Regions from separate parts of the Homo sapiens genome. Here region 2 is linked to region 1. Evidence: read pairs that join two places in POLR2A ChIA-PET (ENCODE). Cell type or tissue: GM12878. All regions are shown on one strand. Links, peaks and the distances in the headings refer to the core of each region. The heading gives the core; the rest is flanking DNA.

Region 1 (11,024 bases), core at 1,731-9,730:
CCTAAGTGTGTGAGCAACTAACTTAAAGAATATCAAATATAAAACTTTGCCATATAGTATTTCAAATCACTCTATTTACAAGTTTATCTTTTCAAAAAAAAAAAAGTAAAAGATACAGTAATTCAACACAATTCAAGTTTTTCTTTTCTTCTTTAAAGTTCCCTAACAAGGAATTCCAGAAACAGGAAACACTCTGAAGCAACGCTGCCATCCAAGGGGCTCCTGGGGAGCTTGACGGTCCATCGGTTTGTAGTTTGTCTAGAGTCACCCTTGCAATGACATTCACATGTGGAAGATACGGATAACTCTGTTGTTTGCAGGCCAAGTGAATTTGAAATCTCCAGGTAGTACTTCCCCATCCAAGACAGTCTTCCACAAGATCCAGCCTCTTTTCACCAGCAAATTCCCTTTTTCAGAGGGTACTCATCCCACCCTCCAACCTTGGGTTTCTTCCTGAATCACAATGGCCTATATTAGTCTCAAGCCTTGAAAGACTGAGAAATAATTCCCTTTTTCAGAGTGGCAGTGAACATAGATGTGCTTTTAAACTATAGGCCATACGGTTAGCCTAGGAATTAACCTTGAAAACCACCACAGCACCAGTGTTCAGCAGCCCAGAGTAGGGCAAGGGGGCTGGCCAGTGGTGGGTTAGAGGCAGGCAAGGGTGGGAGCAGAGATGGGTGAATGGGAGGACATGGGGAAACCAGTCAGATGGCATCACCCATTGGGAGGCAGCATCTTACCCTTTAAAAAACAAACATCAGTTGCATGGAGGAACAGAAATATTAAGACTATGTAATTTAATCTCAAGAGGTTACTAGGGTGTGCTCCAAATATATTCCGATGCTGCTGAAATTAATCAGAAAGGGAACAGTTCCCAGCTACTATCCCATCTGCCTCAAGTAGACCACCCTAATTCCTTGATCCTGTGCTTCAAGTTGTTAGAAAACCATTCAAAAAAAGTGTACCAAAAAGGGGAGAAAAAAAATGTGTCATGCAAAGAGGATGTGTTATTTTATTTTTTTGGTTTGGTTTTAGAGTAGGTTGGGTTGCCGTGGTTACTAGGCGATGGATGGCAGCCCTTGGTGGCAGAGAGGTTCCTAGCCTGGGAGGGAGAAACGCAGGGTGTGTGTGTTCCCGTGCATGAGAAGACTGGATTGTATCTCACTGATGACAGGCCAACGGCTGCTTTAGAGATGGTGAGAGATTGGATCTTATATAAACAGTGTTTTAACCCTCTTCATCCTGCATGCAAACAGATCCAGCTGCCTGTAGCACTTTAAGTCTCAAGTACTGAGAGGTGGGGTAGAGAGAGTGCCTATTGTAAACAAAAGCAATGGATCCAGCCTGGATCTCAGCGCCAATTTCTTCACCCAGCCCCAGCAGGCTTAGCTACACAGTGTGCTCTCAGGGACTATTTCTATCTGACTTCCTCTTTCTGAAGGTTGGGCGTTTGGACCGTTGAAACAAAATGAGTGCCCCCTATTCAGGGTACTCATGAGAAAACGGCTTTGCAAGTCTTCCTCTTAGTTATCAAATGCTCTCCTCTGCTGATTGACTTCTTTTCTTGCAGTACTGATGCATGTTGGCTGAGATGATCATGGAGATGAGTGACACCAGAGCTCACAGAAACATTCATGTTGACAGGTAGCAACAGAGTCAGTCACGCTGCATTTCTCAGTGGCAAAGAGAAATGGCCTCGACACTGGAATCAGCAGTTGTCATGGATACCATGTAAAGCTCAGCAGTTCTGCTGGGGCCCACGGTTAGAGGAACTCCACGTAATTCTCAGGGATGAGGCCAGTCTTTCCGTTCAGAGTCCCCTCCAACCAGCCAGGCTCCTGAGATGGGTGAACTGTACAGGAAGGGGAGAGAAAGCGAGAAGAGATGGCATTACAGATAGAGCAGGCGGCAGATGTGTGTGTGGGGTGTGTGTGTGTGTGTGTGTGTGTGTGTGTGTGTGTGTATGAAGGAAGCTTGGACAATGAGTACAATCACTTATTAAGTTACATCATTCTAGAAGTTTAAACCAAAGGTTCTGAACCTTTTGTGGAATATAAGCCTTCTGATGAAAGCTGTCCTGAACTTTCTTTACAATGAAAAAGGAAACAGACACAGACATACAAAATTTTGTGTACAATTTTAGGGGTTTCACGGATTTTCTGAAGCTCCTGGTTTAAACTACAAAGAAGTGACAGATTCCTACTCTTGTTAGAGGGCAACAGTTGTCCTGGTCCATCCATACATGTATCCATCCTTCCATCCTTCCTTCCTTCCTTCCTTCCTTCCATCCATCCACCCACCCACCTGCCCAGTATCAACTATGTACTCAGTGCAGTGCCCATGGAAGACTGCTAAGAACTACTCTTTAAAGATATCCAGCTTCTAGAGGCTGGGCCTGGTGGTTCACGCCTGTAATGCCAGTACCTTGGGAGGCTGAGGCAGGTGAATTGCTTTAGCCCAGGAGTTTAAGAACAGCCTGGGCAACATGGCAAAACCTTGTCTCTACAAAATATACAAAAACTACCTAGGTTTGATGGAGCGTGTCTGTAGTCCCAGCTACTTGGAGGAGGGGGAGTGCCGAAGCGGGAGGATCGCTTGGGCTCAGCAGGTCGAGGCTGCAGTGAGCCGTGATTGCACCACTGCACTCCAGCCTGGGCGACAGAGCAAGACCCTGTCTCAATCAATCAATCCAGCTTCTTGTCATCATCTTACTTTCCTTCAAATCCTTACCCCCTGCTTCTAATTTCCTTGCAAATTTTCTGGGGTTTTTTTTTTTTTTTTTTTTGGTTGCTGTCATTTTGAATAGCCTTTGAATAGCCATTTCTCTGTTTCACTCACACCCTTTCTTAGTTTTCTTTCCTGTTCTCTAGATTTCCCCCTCCTCTATATACCAGTTTGAAAATTCTTCTCTTCCTCCCTCTATTGCCCTTTGATTTTTCAGTATCCAAAGAATATATATCTACTTTTGTGACATCATGATCCATCTCCATGGAAACCATTGTGATATTATAAAGATTATCTAAAATCCAGCTGAGTCTGCACAGTAGTCAATAGCAGGAAGGAAGAGAGAAGGAATCATGGGACTAAGAGGTGGGGGATGTTCATGCTTGTCAACTGAAGATGTACAGATCACTCTGCAGTGAGGCAGGACATTTACTCTTAATGTGTTAGGAAAACTCCAATTTTCCAAGATTATTTGGAGAGAATAGATTTTCCCCTATTCCCTTCCTGGGCTAATTAAATGACTTCCTGAGCTTGTTTTAGAAAAGCATTTCCGCTCCGACACTGCTACAGAATTCTAGTTTCAGTTTGTAGGGAAAGACGCAAGAACAGAAACCAAAGGAGACAAATGGGAGGCAGCAAAAGAATCAGCCTTGAGGCTTCCAGAAGATCAGTGTCAGTCAACTTTGGGTACACCTTGAGTGCCTCCTTAGGAAAAGACAAGGTTAAACATCTATTAGTTGGCCTCCAAAGTTGGCCAATTTCAGATCACTAAGCTTCAGGAATAAACAGCAAGGATACTTTGGGTTCATGACAACCCACACAAGAGACAGTCTGGGAGAGAAGTGCCTTGGAAGAAGACACAACTTAAAAGCAACCTGGCCTCTCCAATGACCAAAGCTCTCCCATGCCACTCTTAAAGAACACCCATATACCCCTGCCCTCTGCCCATCCATCCAACCAAAGCTTCCAAGATCACTTCAGTTTCTGCACTTCATACTGGTGACAACAAGACCCTCTTCCCTTTACTGGGTTCTTGCAAATATGAAAGGAGCTGGTGTGGATAAAGCACTCGGCACAGAGCCAGGCACAGAGCAAATGCTCAGTACAGGCTAGTCAGTAGGAGACCCTGGATCGGGACTGCTCAGCAAGACCCCCTCCTAGTAGCGACCTAGTAAAACCAGATGGCCCTTACCACCCACCTAAGCTTCAGGAAAAATCAAATGTTTAGAATAAAATTAACAAATCAAACCCATTCTCCAAAATAAAAACGTAGAAAGAATAAAGCAGCCAGACTGACAAAACAAAAAAACAAAAACCAGGCCCTCCCGCTTTATAGCCAAGCTCCAAGTTGAGTTATTACTCTACTGGATGCACTGAGTCCATCTCCTTCAGACCTTTCTCCTTTTCCTGGCTAGCTGTTCACCCACAGCACAGGTACTGGGGTGAAAACATTTACAATGCAATTTGAGGGCTAAGGGAAGAATTAGAGGGGACAAGAGAGGCCCTCCAAACTGGAGGCCAAAAGGTAGGTCACAGGAGATGGCAGGAGATAACACAGCCTTTGGGTTGGACTGCTGACTCACTGAGGCTTCAAGCCAGGATTTATACGAAAGCATGTGCCAGACCATGTGCTTCGGAACCCTCAGGATGCTTATTCAAACTGCACATTCCTGGGCCCCATGGCAAATCAATTAAAGCAGAATCTCTGGGAATGGGACACAGGAACCTGTATTTTCACTAGCTCACAGGAAGTTAGGAGCTATAACTTTTCTGTGCCCAAATGCCTCTGAGATAAAATGCAAATTGTCATTTACTAATAGAGGAGGGAGGCAGCACCAGTGCCCCCTTTCTTTCTGCTGTCTTCTGTTTCCATGTAAAGGCTTAGCTGAAGCCCCACTTCCTTTGTAAATACTACCATGGAATCCCTTCTACCTGCTCCCTCCTCCTCCAGACACCTAAAATGCTCATAGTACATTCCACATAGTATTCATGGGTCCTATTTATATGCTGTTCAAACGTGCTAAGCTTTGCTTCTCTATCTAGTTTTTCAGTGCGTTTTGGTTTGGATTATAGCACTTCCTGGCTCCACAACCTTCAGTAACTCCCTTCTGCCTCGTGAATTATAATGATACAAGCTAACACTTAGATATGTTATGAAGCTGCTGTGTGCTTGGAGTTTTAGACATGTTGATTCATTTGATCCTCAGGATCCCAGCTTGTATTATTATTATCTGTATTTTGCAGATGAGAAAATTAAGGCTCAGAGAGGTAAAATAATTTGTGCATGGTCATAATACTGGAACCAAAATTTGAACCCAGCTTGTTTGACTCCAGAGACCAACTCCCTTCCCACTGTATCAGGCCTCTATTTAACCAGAGGGTGTGACCCATGCTGATAAGGATGATAACATGTTGAGCACATGCCAGGTGGCAGACCCTTTGCGAATACGCACTTCACACCTGAGTTTCCTCCTTTCATCTTCAGAATGACTATGGAGTTGGTTCTGCTATTATCCTCACTTTACTGATGAAAAACTGTGGCTGTGAAAAGTTAAGCATCTTGGCCAAAATTAAATATTAATAGCTGGTAGACAATGAAAATGAATCAGAGACCAAGACATCTGATCCCAGAGTCTGTCACCTTAACTACTACTGCTGTTGCCTAGCCCAATGCTCTGAACATCAAAGATGCTAAGTGCTTGTTGGGCTGAATGGCGCCAATGTGCAACACTGAACTGCACCAGTGTCCAACATGCTATACAAACACAAAAGGTGTTGCCACAAGCTGCCTGAGTGGCTCTTCAGCTCAACAGCATATACTAAATATAAGCTGCTGGGGACATGGGTGAGCTTCCTGCCAACCACTTTCTCTCGGCTCTACCCATGTACACCATACATCCCTGTGTACACAACTCATGTCTTCTGCCCTCCTTCACTCACCATGGACAGGGAGCAAGTGTGTGACTAAGGTCTCTAATGGCTGACTGTCCCCAAAAGAAGTCTTAACTAAAAGAGGTGCAGACCCCTGGGTAATTAAAGTACATTCACTCATTTAACAAATGTTTACTGAGCACCTACCACGTGCTAGACACCATGCTAGGTCCTTGCACATAGCACAGAACAAGCAGACCAGATTTTGCTCGGCAGGACAATCAAGCAATAAGCAAGCATATAATTTTAGGTAGTGGTAAAAGGAGAGAGAAAGACTAGAGCAGTGGGTAGTGCAAGTACAACGGCCCTGTGACGGGAAAAAGCTGGGCATGATTTTAGAACAGTGGTGTGCATCTATTTCTTAAAGGGCCTCATAGTGAGAGTGTCTCTCTCCTTAACTCTGCCACTGTAGTGCCACAGATAACACGCAGACACAAAGGCATGAGTGTCTGTGTTCCAGTAAAGCTTTATTTACAAAAACAGGTGGCGGGTTGGATTTGACTGGCAGGTCATAGTTTGCTGACCTTACTTGAGAACATAAAGAAGGCCTGCAAAGCTGCAGTATGTCAAGTGAGGGTGAGAGGAGGTCAGAGGGGTAGGAACTAGGCCCTAGGGGCCTTGTAAGTCATTCTCAGAGCAGTGGGAGGCCACTGATAGATTTTAAGCAGGAAATAACATGATGTGATTTTCATTTTCAAAGATGACTCTTGCTGCTATGTGAAGAAGGGGTTCTGGGAGCAAGAGTGGAAGCCAGTGACAAGATGTGTCAGGCGGCCAGTGGAAGCGCCCAGGTGAGAGGTGAAGGTGGCCTGGGCTTGGGCGTGGCAGCGAAGATGGCTGGAGAAACTGAAGGAGATCCCTGAGTGCCCTCCTGTTAACCCATTTCCTAGGCAGCTTGGGGGCTCCCCCATGAGGATGTTCTCCAGCAGCAAAGGAAATTTGGGACAGGCCTGCTGTGTAGTGGTGCTGTGTTAGGTACCATGGGAATGAATGGATCCAGCTCCTCTCAAATCTTATTAAAAGTATCCCTAGAACCCAATTTTAGTGACTGCCATGTGCATTTTCCAGGTATCACGAATCATGCTGCTTCAAGATGACTAACGTTCCTGAGAATATGAGCTATTTCTCTTTCCAGTTACTGTCTGAGGTGCTCTTGTTGAAATGGACAGTTTCCCAGTAGATTGGCCAGGGATGACACTGGAATTATTTCTAGGTATTGCACGTATTGCACATCCATTTCCCACTGCACAAAGCCCATGAGCTGACAGCAGCAGCCACTCCAGAGTCACAGTAGGGGCCCCTGGAATCCAAAGGCTTCAAGATTAATCATTACGAAACAACAGACTTTCCCCTCCACGGGCCCCTCCCTTTTCCTCTTCCTTATTCATTCTTCTTAATCCTGAAACACACAAAAAGACACACATACACACACACACGTGCACTTTCTGATTGGTTTGATCATTTAATCTGACAACTACACAGCATACAAATTAAACAGCCTTTACCTCATATCCCCAGCAGTAAACTAACAAGAAATGGAACAAGGAAAAAGACCCCCCACCCCACCCACCGCCTGACAGAATAATAGTGTTCTGTAATGCCTCATTTTCTCCTGTAGAGGTGAAGGAGTGGGGAGGAAGAGGGTCTGTGTAAGCATTTTCCTCTGGAAAAAAGACCTAATAACATATTTTGAGCTAACCCAATTGAGAAAGTGTACTAACGTTTTGTCAGGTCCATTTTCTACTGCAACTCAGTCAACACTGAGAGGTGTTTTCTTTCAGGTTCAATTTGGCCTTTTGCTCCTCAGGGAATTTGAAAGGTCACTGGCAAGGCTGGTTAAAAGCAGACCAGTGTCAGCGAACTCTGCCATGACTCCTAGAGACCACAGGAAGGCTTGGGTAAGGTCTCTCACTCACTCAACCAAACTTTCCTCCTGCTCTCAACAATACCTATAGGATTTATGATGACGACCATGTTGTATGTGGGAGCAGTTACAGAATTGTTAGGTGACAGGTGGCAGGTTGGATTTGACGGGCAGGTCATAGTTTGCCGACCTTGCTTGAGAACATGAAGAAGGCATGAGGCTGTAGTATGTCAAGTGAGGGCGTGAGGTCAGAGGGGCAGGAACTGGGCCCTGGAGGGCCTTGTAAGTAATTCTCAGAGCAATGGGAGGCCACTGAAGGGCTTTAATGCCATTTCCGTTTTTCAAAGATCACTCTCGCTGCTCTGTAAAGAGGGGGTTATGGCAGCAAGAGCAGATGTGAGAAGATGTGTCAGGCGGCCAGTGGAAGTGCCCAGGTGAGAGGTGGAGGTGCCCGGAGCTTCGGTGTGGCAGTGAAGATGGCTGTGGAAGCTGAAGGACACTCTGCTGGGGAAAAAAAGGACTTGGCAGTTAACAATCATCCAGGCTTCTCTTCCTTTTTCCCCCTTTATGCTTAACTATTTAAGCTACTGCAGAAAGACTTAAAAATGAAAGAAGGTAGGAACATAAAATGGTAAAATGGTGCAACTTCTTTGTGAAACAGTTCGGCATTTCCTCAAACACTTAAACACGGAATTAATATGACCCTGCAATCCCACTCCTAGGTATATCCCCAAGAGAACTGGAAACCTACGCCCTCACAAAAACCTACACACATGTTCACAGCAGCATTATTCAAGCAGCCAAAAAGAGGAAACAACGTGCCCATCTACTGATGAATAAGCTTACATAAAATGTGCTATATCCATACCATCGCACATAAAAAGGAAGAAGGTTCTGACATGCTACAATGTGGATGAACCTTGAAAACATTATGCAAACTAAAGAATCCAGTTTCAAAGATCACATACTATATAATTCCATTTGTATGAAATGTCCGGAGCAGGCAAATCTAGAGAGACAAAGTAGAAGAGTGGTTGCCTTGGGCTGGATGGAAATGGGTTGTGGTAAGTGGGGCATGACTGCTAAAAGGTATGGGGTTTCTTTTGGGGGTGATGAAAATATTCTGGAATTATATAGTGGCAATGGTTGCACAACTCTGAATATACTAAAAACCATTGAATTGTACATTTTAAATGGGTAAATTGTATGTTGTATGGCTATCTTAATAAACCGTTAAAAAATGGAAGAAGGCTGCACTCACCAAAAGGAATCAAAAAGAAGACAGAAGCATATACATAACTTTTGATAGTTTAAAACAATTCTGCCCCTGAGATCAGGAGTCCTTTGTGTTGTCAGAGGGAATGGTTGTTAGAAACATGATGATCCCCTGCCCATATGAGCAGTGAATTGGGACTTAGAGGACAGACCTTTAAGCCCTGGATTCACCTGTCAATGTAGGAATCTCTCAAATCCTGCTCTTCTATAGGCAGAAGCCCCTTCCTTGCTGACAAAGCAGGGGGGCAGAAGCCCAAGCAACGCAGCCCATTCTGGTTTGTCTTCTGCAAGGGCCGTGTCATGTTACGGCAGGGCCAGGACTCCGCCGCCTGGGCCTGTGTGGGGGACACTCACCAGTGAAATGGCTTTGGACAGCCTTCAGCAGACCCACTGCACCTGCAGTCTGCTGGGGCCTGCAAGCACCAGCTGTGGACAGGAGAGGTGGCTGGGCTGGCTGTTCGTGCATTTTGATTTATAAAGGGCCTAGATGAAAGTTAATGGAGCAAAGGCTTAAGGACAGTGCTTGAGGCTTTGAGAACGATAAAAGGGAATGCAGACTCAGACGCCCACATGCAGTTCTGGGGTAATCCCTCCCACTCCTGCTGACCCAGAAGGCCAAGGGTTGAGTGTGACCTGGGAGAGACCCTCATGTTCTGTGCCTTGTTCCCCCTTTTGTCTACCTGTACCTGATGGATATCTCTGCTATGCTGAATGCAGGGGCTGGGCACACACAATGGCAGCCCCTGTGGACGTGACTACAGTCAAGGGCTGGTCCCCAGGAACTCATCTCTGCTCTGGCCTGGAATGTGTTTACAGATGCAGCCAGGACCCACGGAATCAGGTGCAGCACCCACTGCCCAGACAAAAGTGAGGAAAAACTGTCACTGTGAACTATGAGAGCATCAGGGCCTTTTTCGAAGATGGATACAATGATGATGATGGTTTTAATAATAAAAATATTAATTTAGTGAATGCTTAATACATGTTGAGTACCATTTTAAACATGTGATGTGTATGATCTCTTAAAGCCACTTCCAGGTCCTGGGCTGGGTCTTTTGCAGGCACAATCTCATTTACAGTGGTAACAACTCAACATGGAGCTGATTACACTAGTCCACTCTTCACAATGTCTCCGGAAGTCCTGCTGCTGCTATTTTATTTTGGGAAAAGACACAGAAACCAACACACACAGACGCACACACACTTTTTTTCTTACCCATTGTATTGAGATTTTCCCTCGGGAGGAGCTTTGAAAATGCCAGTTATTTATGTGCTCCCCTTGCCCCCGCCCCCCGCCCATATCTTTGTGAGGGGATGAGAAACTCACCGTTATCGAAGACCGTGCCTGCTGTGAACGAAAGTTCTGAGTCATGTTCAGCTTTGCAGGCATACAAGGCTTTTGCCTTCCGGAACGGTGTGCTGTGTGAAAACAGGAGTTTATTTAACATTTTTGAAAAAACCCTTAGAAAGCCCCAGACATTTCATCTCTCTTCTTCCCTTTCCCTGTAAGCTACCTAGTCCCCTCTCGTGGGAAGTGCCTGGCAAGGCAGCCAGATGGCAAGACATGAGGTGGGAAAGCTGCAAAGATCACAGGAGAAAAATGAGAAATATTCAGAGAAAAGCCATAAGCTTCAAGAAACTACACTTTTTGTGGGGTCACCTTGTGCCATGTTAAAACTTTACCTGGGAGTTACAACAGCCAAACAGCGGGAGGGCAGGCTGGGCCCCATTTTTGGAGCAGGAGTGCCTTGGGGGAAGGGAGGGAAGCAGGGGCAGGAAAGAAGTTCCAAGCTGCTCTGGGGAACACACTCCCAACAGAACCTGTTGAAAGCTGGCAATGCTCAGTGAGTCAAAAAGAAGAAATTCCAGCAAAGCCAAGTTTCAGTTCCAGGCCACGGGCGGACATGAGCTCTCCCAGATGTTCCTGATTTCTTACTAGACTGGGTCTTGCTGGTGAGACAGGATTCCAGAGCTGGAGCTCTCCAACCCCCAGGGGAGGGAATAGACAAGGTGCATGAGGGCAATTACACATGTGTGTGCATGAGCACACACGTGCACCTGTATGGGGAGTGTGGGGAGGAGGAAGAAGGGAGAGGGGACATGAGGCATTTTTTTTGGTTTGTTTTTGCTTTTCTCATGTCCGTTGAATGTTTACAATCACTCTCACTGTGCATCCGAAACACCTGGGGAGCATTTAGAAAATGCAGATGTCTAGGTTCTACCCAGA
Region 2 (8,000 bases), core at 1-8,000, 74 kb before region 1:
AAAAAATTGTTGTTGTTTTTACAGCCAACAAGAATGAGTTTTTACTTATTCTACTACACTATAACTTTGTTGAAATTTTCAGTTATATGAGTATAACCATGTACAAGAAACTAAAGGAAAAAAAGGTGCCTCCCAGAAAAGGAGTGCTTTACCTACTATTAAGGACTAGGGAGGTGCCTCTTCGGTAAGAGCAGATTTTAAATTTGAAGAGCCTCTGATCACTTTGGCAGCATATAAGTCATGTCTAATTTATTTTATATAAAGGAATAAACCACATATTCAGTAGAGAAAAATAATAACCTTTCTGTTGTTAAGTCCAAGACGACTTTCTGTCAGAAACTTAAAAAAAAAAAAAAATCTTGAAGCATTTTAAAAGCTGTGAACTGGGCCCAGTTTCAGGCTCTTAGTGTCATTTCACAAGTCAGGAAACTTTAGAGACCTATTTGAAAATCATAGGTATGTAATGACTTCAGAATCATAAGCAAGAATTGGTTTAGTACCTTTAGTTTAAAGAATATTAAGGCATATGCCTGTCAGAGGCAGATTTTGAGCATCAGAAGTCTAGAATCAAGTTCTAGGTCTCGCCCTCTGCATAACTGTGAACAGTGTCACACATTTTTGTCTTTAGGATGGACTGCTGTGAAAAAATTTACCTTTAAAAATCAAGTGTGTAGGACCTAAAACTGTCGTCTAATTGACCGTATTCAAATGATAAACCTTGATTTAAATGAGCAACTAGTAATAAGTTCTATAAGAATTCTAACACTTTAATTAAATAATAAAATAATACATGGCATGCATGATAGAAAATAATATCTCCACTGTTACATTAGATTATTCATTAGTCTATTTAAACAGCCAAGATGCAGGAAGTTTAAGGAAAGTTCTCCAAAATTCTGATTTTATAGGGAATTAGCAATAATATTATTGCAGTAGTTGTTTTTCTTTATGAGTTCATAGTTTTGCAAAACAAAACAAAAATGTGCTTTTTGGGGGGAAGTAGCAGTATTTCTAACTAATACCCTGCTATTTATCTTTCACAGGCAGAGAATGACTCTACCCTGCATGTACGACCAATGTAAACACATGCTGTATGTTTCCTCTGAGTTACACAGGCTTCAGGTATCTTATGAAGAGTATCTCTGTATGAAAACCTTACTGCTTCTCTCTTCAGGTTGGTAGAACACCTTTTCACCTTATGTCAAAAGCATGAAATATGAAGGCCTAGAAACAAAGGTTAATTTATATACATAGTACTAATAATTATACCAAGTCTACTATTATTTCCTACTAGTCAGATGATTTTTATGAATGTAAAATATTAGAAAGGCACAGTAAGTGACACCAAGATTAATAAGACAAATAGGTATGGCAGAAACAGAGAGGTATATGAGCTGCATAGGGATCTCTGTTGATAAGAATCTGTGTAGACTTTTTTCTCCTTCCTTCCTTTGATCTTTGATCATGGGAAGACATGGAAAAAGAAAGCTAACTACAGTGATTTTGTCCACTACACTGTTATTTGGTTAAAAATTTTAGTTTCCTAATGAGTATTAGCATGTATGAGAAATTATGGGAGAAAAAGGCGCATCCTAGAAAAGGTGTGCTTAATTACTATTGGGGATTGGTTAACATAGCATGGGAGCTGGATTGTCAGAGATTCATTATCTAGAAAATGGCAACAAGAGTTTATAAAACGAACTTCTGTGAGATTACTTTTTAGCTAGCAAAGACAAAGATGTCCTTCAGTAGGTGAAGTGATAAACTATGATACATCCAGATGATGGAATACTATTGAGGACTAAAAAGAAATAAGCTGTCAAGCCATGAAAACACATGGAGGGACGTTAAATGCATATTACTAAGTGAAAAAAGCTAATCTGAAAGGGCTACATACTGTGTGATTCTAACTATATAACATTCCATAAAAGGCAAAACTGTGAAGACAGCAAAAAAAAATCAGCGGTTGCCAGGGTTTAGAAGGAAGGGAGGGATAAATGTGCAGAGCACAGAGGATTTTTAGGGCAGTGAAAATACTTCGTATGATACTACAATGGTGGAAACATGTCATTATACATTTATCCAAACCCAAAGAATGTCCACCACCAAGAGTGAACCCTCAACTATGGACTTTGGGTGATGATGTGTGGGACAGGAGGTATATGAAAAATCTCTGTACCTTCCTCCCAATTTTGCTGTGAACTTAAAACTGCTCTAAAAAAAGTCTTTTTTAAAAAAAGCTCTATGAACTAGTTGGTATTATAAACCTTAGGCCATTTCAAGTAAAAATTACATATCAATGTTTATTAAATACTGAGTTAATAGCTGAATACCTCTTTCATATACAAATAAGTACATTTGCAATTTTTTAAAAAGTCTTAATTCCATTAGTAACTGTGGTTTCATAGTTGCCAAATAACTGTAAGCTATGGATGTTGCACAAGACTGTGATTTTATTTAATCATTTCATATCTATTTAAACATTTCCAAAGCGCACATTCATCTTAATGTTTTCACACTATTTTTGCTCAACAAAAAGTTATTTTATGTTAATGGATATAAGAAGTATTAATAATATTTCAGTCAAGGCAAGAGAACCCGATAAAGATCATTGCTAGAGACGTTTAATGTTACCTGTAGCGGTACACTTGTTAAAGAAGTGATTAAGCAGTTACATAAAATTCTGATCATAGCTTTGATTGATACCATGAAGGTATAATTCAGTGCCTGGATACTAACAACTTTACTTGTTTAAAAAAAAAAAAAAAAGAATGGTTTCAATTGTATACATCCCAGACTAATTGAGCTATATGATTTTTTTCATTGTAAATAATATCACGAGTTCTTCTTGTTAAAAAATAATAGAATCATAAGGATGGAAATATATACCTTAAGATATAGACTTCTACTATGATAGACTACTGGAATAGGTATATAACCTCCCACCAAAAATGCTAGACTAAAAAAATTAAGAACTAAGTGAAGGCAGGAACCTACAGAGATAAGTGGAACTCAAGCCAACTTGCTCTTTGACGGCATTTGTAGAACCTGGTAAATTAGTAAGTTTAGTAAGTTGGGGTTTTTTTAAGTTTATAATCTTTTTTAAAATGATTTCAATAGGTTTTTGGGGAACAGGTAGTGGTAGGTTACATGAATAAGTTCTTTAGTGGTGATTTCTGGGATTTTGGTGCACCCATCACCCGAGCAGTGTACACTGTACCCAATGTGTAGTCTTTCATCCCTCATCCCCTCCCCAACCCTAGTCCACAAAGTCCATAATATCATTCTCATGCCTTTGCATCTTCATAGTTTAGCTCCCACTTAGAAGTGAGAACATGCAATATTTGGTTTCCCATTCCTGGGTTACTTCACTTACAATAATGGTTTCCAGTTCCATCCAGGTTGCTGCAAATGCCATTATTTTGTTCCTTTTTGTGGCTGAGTAGTATTCCATGGTATATATATACCACATTTTCTTTATCCACTCGTTGATTGATGGGCATTTGGACTGGTTCTGTATATTTAGTAAGTTTAAAAACAAGGGATGGAAATATAAATGCAGTTGAAAAGGCAGTGGATGGATCTAAAAGCAGAAGAATACAATTGTTTTTAATGATTGTGTATATGTTTGTGTATATAAACCACAAGGGAAATCTGTAGGTACTGAAAATCACAACAGGAAAATGGCAACAAAGCTATAGAAACTGGAAAAGCAATGACTTTTCTTAGATCCCTCAGAGAATGGAGGTCATAGGACAAACCACCACTTCAAAATCTAGAAGAATAGACAAATACAGAGAAACAGCCAAGATCAGCTTACTGGGAAAAGATGCCACTGAAGCCAGGAAGACTATGGCAATTTGGGAAAAGATGCCACTGAAGCCAGGAAGACTATGGCAATTTTGATGAATTGCTGGAGGCTGAGTGAGGACTAGCTTCAGAGTTAAAAACTCCCAGGGACCCAGTCTTAGTGGGGGTTTCCTGCAATTTCTTGGGTTTACCCCACAAAATTTCTAACTTCCAGAAACTCCACAAGGTTCTTATGGTGAAGATGCAAGAAAAATTCCCTCCTTTTTCTGGTAGGAGTAGAGGGAAGGTAAAATTTGGAAATACGTAGCAGAGTGTTCACAACAAAAGGCCTGCCCTGTAAGGAAAACTAATTCAACAGGCCCTTATGTGACCTGGGGGAAAGGCAAATAGAGGATTCTAGCCCTTCCTTAGCCTTCTTGTCTCATTTCTGAAAGTCACAGCCCAGGGATTCAGACCCACTAAAAAAAACTGAGATTTAATCATAAAGATTAAAAAACAATTCCCCTCCCCCTCCCCAACACCTTACCACCATATAAACAGGGCTCCAGGATAAAATAACAGTGGATTACAACTGAGAGAGCTGCAAGACACAAGCTGTTTAAGGAGCTCTTAGGAAACCCAAAAACAACAGAAGAAAAAGTAAATAAAAACAAGGAAACTAGAGGAAACTGAAGCCTCCAGTACCTACAATTATGGCAAACATTAAATACAGCCCAGCTCCTAGCCAGATTAGCATGAAACCTCACACTAAAAGTCTAATTACTTCAGTTTTGATATATCAATCATGTCCAGCTTTCAGCAAAAAAACTACAAGGCATGCTAAAAGGCAAGAAAAACCCACGGTCTGAAGAGACAAAACAAGCATCAGAAGCAGTCCTCAGATATGACACAAATATTTCAATTATCAGATAGGGAATTTACAATACCTATGATTAGTAGGTTAAAGGCTCCAATGGAAAAAAGTAGACAACATGCAAGAAGTGATGTACGCAGAGAGATGGAAACTCTAAAAATAAATGCTAAGGAATGCTGTAAGGAAATGCAGAATGATGTTGATGGGCTCATCAGTAGACTGAGCACAGCCAAGCAAAGAGTCAGTGAGCTTGAAGATAGATAGGTCAAAGGAAATTCCCCCAAACTCAAATGCAATATAAACATAGTAGACATTAATCCAGCTGTATCAGTAATTACTTTAAATTTGAATGCTCTAAGTACACCAATCAGCTATTTTTTTAACTAGGAGGTGAAAATAAAGTTTGCCACCAGATGCTCACTAAAAAATTATTAGAGGATATATCCCAGCCAGGCGTGGTGGCTCACACCGGTAATCCCAACACTTTGGGAGGCTGAGGCAGGCAGATCACAGAGTCAAGAGATCAAGACCATCCTGGCTTACGTGGTAAAACCCCATCTCTACTAGAAATACAAAACTTAGCTGGGGGTGGTGGTGCGCGCCTGTAGTCCCAGCTACTCAGGAGGCTGAGGCAGGAGAATCACTTGAACCTGGGACGTAGAGGTTGCAGAGAGCCAAGATAGCACCACTGCACTCCAGCCTAGTGACAGAGGGAGACTCCATCTTAGAAAAAAAATAATAAAAGTAATCCCATCTTTAAGAAGGACTGAAGAATAACAAAAGTGGTAAATAATATAGATACATTTAAACTGACATTTACTATGTATATAAAATAACAACAGTAACAATTTCCTTGAGGGCTAAAAAGTAGAACTAAAGTAAGTTTCAAGGATGACAACTAGAAATAGGGTATGCAGGGTATGCAAAGTACCAAACCATTGGGGGAAGAGAATACCTAAGAAAAACAATCCAAAAGAATGAAAGACATGAGAGGAGGGAGAAAAAAATGCATAAACAAGGGCATGATAACAGGAAGTAACAGATAAGGTACATTAGTACAGCTAAATTCAAACACATCAGTAGTTTAGTTTCATTAAATATAGAGATGGGGCCAGGTGTAGTGGCTCACACCTATAATCCCAGCACTTTGGGAGGCTGTGGGCAGATCACTTGAGGTCAGGAGTTCGAGACCAGCCTGACCAACATGGCGAAACCCCGACTCTACTAAAACTATAAAAAGCCGGGTGTGGTGGTGCATGCCTGTTATCCTAGCTACTCGGGAGGCTGAGGCACAAGAATCATTTGAACCTGGGAGATGGAGGTTGCAGTGAGCCAAGATCGTGCCACTCTTCTCCAAACTGGGTGACAGAGGGACACTGTCTCAAAAATAAAATAAATGTAGAGATGGACTGAATGCTCCAAGCTAATCTGACAGGATTTTAGAAATAATCCAAATTTATGCTATTTAAAAAAAGCTATATCTGAATAAAGATATTGAAAGGCTGAAGTAAAAGGATCTACTTTGCATAGTATAACCCAAGACATGGCCAACTTTTTCTGTAAAGGGCCAGATGGTAAATGTTGTTAGCTTTGCACAGTCTCTGTCACAGCTACTAAACTCTGCCCTTGTGGCAGGAACATAGTCATTGACGGTACTCAAATAGAACAGGCATGGCTGTGTTCCAATAAAACTTTATTTACAAATACAGGCTGCAAGTAGGATTTGGCCCATAGGCCAAAGTTTGCTGGCCCCTATATTGACCAAAACAAAACCGAAGGAGCTACATTATTACCAAGCAAAATAGATGTTAAGGCAAAATACTCCTTAAAGCATTTGTTCAGGAAAAATAATTGTAAATATATAGTTTCAAATTACATAATACAAAAATTCATAGAACAAGAATACTTAGATAAATCTAGTAAAAATAATGAGATTTTACTATACCTTTCTTACAAATTAAGCAGACAAAAAAATAAGGATATGGATGTACATTTCATCTCTCTTGGGTCAATACTGAGGTGTGAGATCACTGGGACATAGGTTGAGTGTGTGTTTAAATTTATTTTTAAAATTGCCAAACTTTTCCGCAATTGTTAACATTTACCAGAAATGTATGAGACTTCTTAAGATCCATTCTATATCCTCCTCAGTACTTGGTACTGTCAGCCTCTTTCATCGTAGGTATACTGATGATTAAAAATATTAAGCATCTTTTCATGGGCTTATTGGCCACCTATATTTCTTATTTGGTATTGTGCCTCTTTTAATCTTTTGCCCATTTTTTAACTGGGTTTTAAGAATTGTTCAAATATTCTCAATGTGGCCCTTTGTTAAATATATGTTTTGCATGTTTTCTTTAAGTGGATTACATTTACAGTTTTCTTAAAAAAATGTAGAGATGAGCAAAAGTGTATAATTTTGAAGAAAGCTTCGTGTCTTTGTTTACTAAGAAAGTTTTGCTTAATCCAGGGTTAAAAAGATTTTCTACTATTTGTTTTCTTATAGAAATTCTGTAGTTTCAGCTCACATGCTTAAGTATATGATGCAAGGTAAGGGACAAGGTTCATTTTCTTCCCCAAAATCCATATCTGGTTGCTCCAGAACTTGACTCTCTTTTCCCTATTGAGTTACTTGGCAATTTTGTAGAAAATCAGTTGTTTGTATATGTGTGGGTCTACTTTCAGACTCTTTTTCTTACCCAACGATCTGTATTTCTTACCCAATGATCTGTATGCCTATATTCATATTGATAACACCCTGTCTTGATTACTGTTGCATTACAGTAAATCTTGAAATTTGGTAATATGAATTCTCCAAATCTGTTGTTCTTTTCCAAACTGTTGTTTTGGATATTCTAGTTTCCTTGCATTTCCACTTCCTTTTTTTTTTTTTTTTTTGAGATGGAGTCTCACTATTGTTGCCCAGGCTGGAGTGCAGTGGCATGATCTTGGCTCATCGCAGCCTCAGCCTCCCCAGCAGTGGGATTGCAGGCACCCACCATCATGCTTGGCTAATTTTTGTATTTTTAGTAGAGACGGGGTTTCGCCATGTTGGCCAGGCTGGTCTCAAACCCTGACCTCAGGTGATCCACCCACCTCGGCCTCCCAAAGTGCTGGGATTACAGGCATGAGCCACTGTGCCTGGTCTTCCACGTATTTTTTAATTAGCTTGACAATCTCTACCAAAAAGTCTTTTGGGGCTGGGTGTGGTAGTTCATGCCTGTAATTCCACCACTTTGAGAGGCCAAGGCAGGCAGATCGCTTAAGCCCAGGAGTTTGAGACCAGCCTGGGCAAAATGTCGAAACCCTGTCACTACACAAAATAGAAAAAATTAGC

The links. Peaks named below come from ENCODE experiments on the same cell type or tissue, not always from the same donor. Only the 100,000 strongest peaks of a DNase experiment are listed, where the experiment ranks them.
Region 2: POLR2A ChIA-PET joins it to region 1 with 10 read pairs; 4 of 35 experiments call an interaction of 5 or more read pairs at or near these places.

Annotation. Positions count from the first base shown.
Region 1 is chr5:143,213,189-143,224,212 of GRCh38, reverse strand. It overlaps ARHGAP26 (Rho GTPase activating protein 26), which reads right to left. Exons shown (of 23, transcript NM_001135608.3): 22 at 10,125-10,216; 23 at 1-1,855. The coding sequence ends at 1,767. LOC124901099 (a long non-coding RNA gene) reads left to right here and starts at 2,790. Exons shown (of 2, transcript XR_007058981.1): 1 at 2,790-6,449; 2 at 9,614-9,776. RefSeq lists enhancers at 6,387-6,486, 8,703-9,251, 9,252-9,800, 10,380-10,429 and a silencer at 7,027-7,126. In GM12878, for the core only: no CTCF peak of the experiment used is centred there; DNase peaks (open chromatin) are centred at 2,759, 3,302, 6,222 and 6,875; H3K4me3 peaks cover 1,091 bases; H3K27ac peaks cover 8,000 bases.
Region 2 is chr5:143,288,634-143,296,633 of GRCh38, reverse strand. NR3C1 (nuclear receptor subfamily 3 group C member 1) reads left to right here. Exons shown (of 9, transcript NM_000176.3): 7 at 1,044-1,174. Among named protein-coding and RNA genes, the nearest start is that of ARHGAP26-IT1, 100 kb to the right of the region's middle. In GM12878, for the core only: no CTCF peak of the experiment used is centred there; no DNase peak of the experiment used is centred there.